2 separate regions of the Homo sapiens genome follow, and region 2 is linked to region 1. The links are chromatin loops, found by intact Hi-C in ENCODE. Cell type or tissue: IMR-90. All regions are shown on one strand.

The links. Hi-C counts contacts between places; a loop is a spot of excess contacts. Peaks named below come from ENCODE experiments on the same cell type or tissue, not always from the same donor. Only the 100,000 strongest peaks of a DNase experiment are listed, where the experiment ranks them.
Region 2: a loop joins it to region 1, with 2.2 times the contacts of the local background. A loop is called at or near these places in 1 of 110 quality-filtered maps.

The regions. Positions count from the first base shown.
Region 1 is chr2:45,127,470-45,129,969 of GRCh38, forward strand. All of the region lies in intron 1 of LOC107985809 (a long non-coding RNA gene), which reads right to left. Among named protein-coding and RNA genes, the nearest start is that of SIX2, 120 kb to the left of the region's middle. In IMR-90, no CTCF peak of the experiment used is centred here; a DNase peak (open chromatin) is centred at 1,352.
Region 2 is chr2:45,333,952-45,336,451 of GRCh38, forward strand. No RefSeq gene overlaps it. Among named protein-coding and RNA genes, the nearest start is that of LINC01121, 80 kb to the left of the region's middle. In IMR-90, no CTCF peak of the experiment used is centred here; no DNase peak of the experiment used is centred here; H3K27me3 peaks cover 327 bases.

The DNA of each region.
Region 1 (2,500 bases):
AGAAAGTGGCCAGGACGAGGGCCTATCAGGCTGGACATTCCAGTTGGAATTTTTGGTTGGGAGCAGCTGCATGGATGGGAATTCCAGAAGTTTAATCTAGTGTCAGCCTGGCCTTCTGGGACATCACTGACTTGTGCTCAGTCCGAGTGAGGGAATATCCCTTCTCATTAAGATGGAGACCTTGAGGTGAAGGAATACCAGAACTGGAATAATTGGAAGACATACCATTTTTCTGATAATGTCATTTGTCAGACATAGATCAAGGATAACAGAGTCTCTCCCCTGGCCTCCCTGCCTCCATCAGCAGGAGTAAAGAGGGGGTCCCAGTGTTCTGGGTGCTCATGCAACACACTCCCACCCCAACATGCCCAGGCTTATGACCACAGTCTGCCTTGCAGACCATCAAAGCTTATTTCATCAAGCCCCTTACTCTGCTTATGTCCATCACACCAAGAAGCCCAGGGCTCCCAGATCATCCTTTACCCCTTAACTCTCACCTCCAGACAACTCCATGAGGACCCTAGTCTTCATCTCGTGATCCATGGTCCATCTCATGGTCCATCAGAGGTAGAATACTTCCATCCACCGCCTCCCCTGAATGCTCCCTCTGCCTTCTTGCTGTAACCGGATGCCGGCTTTCCAGCAAGGACACTGCTTCCTCTATAGCCCTTCCAAGTGGAGGATGTTTCCTCTCCTCCATCCCTCATGCCACTAAGTCTGAGGCTGGGGTAGGGTCTTCTCTGATACCTCAGTGCTGCTTGGGGACCATAGTCCATCCACCCTCTGCAAAAAGCCTGCTTTGAAGCAAATGCCATCAGCCTACAATCCTGCAATAGCTTCCCTTACAGTTATCTACTGAACCCTGGCTCACTGCACTGCTTTCCACGCTCTTCTGTTATATTTCTTGGTGGCTTCAGTAGTCATGATGACACTGCTTCCAACATTTGGACTTTTCTGTTTCTTGACCCATCTCTCCTCCAATGACCTTGTCCTCCCAGCTATCACAGACACTCATACCTTATAACCATCCATGACCAATGACTGCAACACTCTCACAATGTTAATTTCATCTTCCCACTCTAAAATCACCCCTGCTGTCTTATAGCTCAACCCTCTAGTACCTGGCCCAAACAGTTCTTTGACTCAAGTTGTCATGAACAGTTGTGCATTTTGTGTATTGCACAAAAGTCCTTGGCCAAGGGACAAGTAGGCCCTGAAACCCACCTCAAGTTCTAGGAATGACACTGTGTTCTCTGCCTGGCTCATGGCTTCATCCACCCAAAGGAAGAGGCAGCTTTTTCTTTGCATAACTGCAGGACTGCGTCACCTAGAGGGGAAGCATTTATCTATTTCACTCAAGACACTCTGTGGACTAGTGCCAGCTCTGACTTGGCCCCACTGGGACCTATGATTCATTGCTTTCATTACCATTCCAATCTCCTCATCCCCCTCATGCCCTTTCCTCCTTTTCCAGCTGACATTTAGTGTTCCATGATTAGAATCTCTCCTTTGCATACACTTTCAAACTCCCTGGCTCCTTCCTCCCTTCTTTGGCAAAATTGTTGTTCCTTTTAAAATGTAACATTCTGTCTACTTCATGCCTGCACCCATGCAGTGGAATACAGCTGGAGGAAAACAGACACATTTTACATTCCCATTCACGGCGGCTAACTTTAAGTGGACCCTTACTTCTGCCTGGTAAGCCTCGTCTAGCTACTCTTTTGCTCTCTCAGACACCAATCTGTTGGGATACCCAGTAAGAGCCCACTTCTTATTTATCCGAGAGAATACAAGCAGTCAGAAGAGAACTTCCACATTCTCCCAGCACCATCGTCACCCATGTATCTGCACCTGTACCTCACACGCTGCCTTCCCCCCATTACCGTAGATGAACTGTCCCTGCTCTTATCCAAAACCAACCCCTCCACTTATATATTAGATATCATCCCTTTTTCGTATGCAAGGCCTTTGCTCCACTAATAATCTCTCCTCTCTCCTGCATCATCATCACTTTTTCCTCTCTCTACTGGATCGTTTAGATCAACATATCAACAAGTTGTAATACCTCTTCTATTTTGAAAAATTCTTTCTTGACTCTGTGACCCCTCCAGCTACTACACCACTTATCTGCTCCATTTTATAGCAAATCTCCTCTCAAGAATGGGTTATCCCTGCTGCCTCTTCTCCCATCCCCTCCTGAACTCACTCCAGCCAGGCTATTGTCCTCATCACTCCACCAAAACTTTTCTTGTCCAAGGTTATCAATGAATCTCATGTTGCTAAATCCATTGGTCAATTTTCAGTCCTCATCTTACTTGACCCAGCAGCTTTTGACACAGCTGATCACTCCATCCTTCTTTACTTGGCTTCTAGGACTCCACTTGGTTTCCTTTTACTATGTTGGTCACGCCCTCGCAGACCCTGTGCTGGTTTTTCTATGTCTCCTCAAGCTCTGAGCTGTGACACAACCCTGGAAAGTTCTTGGACCTCTTCTCTATCC
Region 2 (2,500 bases), 210 kb after region 1:
GTGTTACAGGCACTCACACCTCAATTAACCTAGGGGGCGTGGGGCTGCTGGTTTCTCTGCACAGATGTCAGGGTGAGAGACCCTCATGGCCAGAAGACTTAGATACCCTGAGACTCCTTCTGAAACTAAGGACCCGGGATCCCCACCCAGCCCTGGCCTAGGATCCTTTTCAGAGCTTCGGAGCCTCATGTCCAGGGTAGTCCGTGGACACGGGGCCACCTCTGGTGCACCCTGGGCTGCCTAGGCCGCCAAGCCCACCCTGGAGTGGCAGGAGCTCAGCCTGTGGCCAGCTCTGCACCCACAGCCACGACCTGGTGCCGAATTTTACTATCTGCCATTTACCATTCTGACGGGGAAAACAAATTTAAAACACCTGGAAATTTATGTCTCTGATGGGTCAGGTTGCACTGTTCCATTATATTAAATAATCCAGGCTGTGCGCTTCAAAGGCCGCCGGCCTCGGGAGGCCGCCAGGGCGCGGGGCCTTTGTTAGCGGTGGGGATGCGGGCAGCCCATGGCCCACCTGCGCCTGGGAGCGCCCCAGGGTGCTTGGGCCTGAAGGCCGGCGTTGGGGGAGAGGGTGGCCTTCAGAATCAGCCCCAGGCACTGGCATGTGCTCTTTCGGAGGCCTGCTTTCCCTTTCCCTGGACTGGGTATGACTCTCATCTGCACTGGCCTGGGTTCAGAAGGTGGAGGTTTCCTTTCTCACCCGGTCACTCACAGGCTCAGTGACGTGGGGCCCCAGTCTCCTCCTCTGTGTAACAGGACCTTAGTGGCAGGCAGCTCTGTTCGCGTGGCTGACGCCCCTCCCCAGCCCCATTCTGTGCCCCAGACTTACCAGGGGGGCTCAATTGGCTCTGTTCAAACTCTCAGAAGCTCTGAAGGTCAAGGTGAGCATGAAGGGTTGAGAAGATTGGAATTTGGAGGAATGATCAAACTGCTTAGACTTGGGTGGCTAGCGGGGTCAGTAGCAGAAGCTGGGAGAACGCTCAGGAGGCTCTTGCTAAGCAAAGCTCTCAAGGCCAGGCTGGCCAAGAGCAGCACTGGTTTTGGGCAAGAAGGAGTTCCGTACCCTGGGACCATCCGGCGAGTGACCCTCACCCAGCACTGACACTGCAGGGGATGTGGGAGGGCCAAGGGGCAGGGGTGAGGACTTGTGTCCCAGAAGCTGGGCAGGAAGGATAGGTGAGTTGTGCCTGGAGTCTGAAACCAACAGACTGGTTTAAGAACTCATATGAGGTCTTGGAAACTTCTAGAAAATGCTAGAGGATGGGATGGGAGTGGGCTCTGAGATGTTATCACCCTATGGTGAGGCCTGTGAAGCTTCTCAACGTTTGTGCTACATCTATAAGATGGAGATGAAGCTTCCTGCTCCCTCTGCCTCACAGCACTGCTGCAAGGACCAGAGCACACGTCTTCTGGAAGCACCTTGTAAACCTAAGATTCTGTAAATGAAGTCTTATTTTTGCAGTTGGGAAAAGGAAACCTGGAGGAGGCTGGGAACATGGCAAAGCCACAGCAGAAAGAGAAGACAGAGCTGGGTGTTCTCACTCCCAGCTCTGTGATGTCCAGCCCCCCATCCTGCCGGTCATCAGGGCTCCCGCCCCCTCCCCCATGTCGCCTCTAATCCTCTAAGTGTATCATGGATCCTTCCCCAGGTCACTGGTGACACCCTGCTCAGCCACAGCACCAGAGAGGAGAGAAAACACCACAACAGTCTTCATAGAACTAAAAGACTTCCTAGAGCGCGCTTGCCCTTTGTTTCTATAGCTGCTGCTACGTGGATAAGAGTCACTAGTTCAGCTCATATTCAGGACCAACAGAACACTTCCAAAGGTGGCTCACCTCAGAGACTGGGACTCCAGAGGTCAGCGTGCCTCTGTCTAGCTGTGCTTTCTAGTGAACACGTTACTTCACCTCCCCTGGGCTCAGTCTTGTCACTTTGGCAATGAGGGCATTTGGCGGCATTCTCTGAAGCCACCCTACCCCCTTCAATGGTCTGGAACCTTAGCAGCACATTTGAATCATCTGAGGAGCTTTTTTAAAATACCACGGCCTGGGCTCTGCCCCGAGAGGTTCTGATCTAATTGGTCTGGGATAGAACCTCAGGTGGTTCTCATGTGCGGGCAAGCTGGAGGACCCCTACACTAGTTGTTATGAGGATTTTATTCAGCAAACATCAAACCCCACATGGAGTGGTCCAGGGGCCAGAACCTAGACATTCAAGAGGGAGTTCCTGTGAGTTTAACTTCCTCTCCTGGAATAAAAATTTTAAGAACTCAAAAAGCACAAAAGTTGATTTTTGGGGGGGGTCTCTTTTCAAATTATGACCCTAAAGTTAGGCCGCCATCAGTCATATATAGGTCAGAAGGGGGCCCAGTCCTGACTTGGATGTTAGATGAGTTTATTGGCCACAGAGAGACTAAATCTTAAAGGACCCCCTTGGCAGAAGGAATCAGCAGCCAGCGTGGCCACTCGACTGCCTGACCCAGACCCCCAA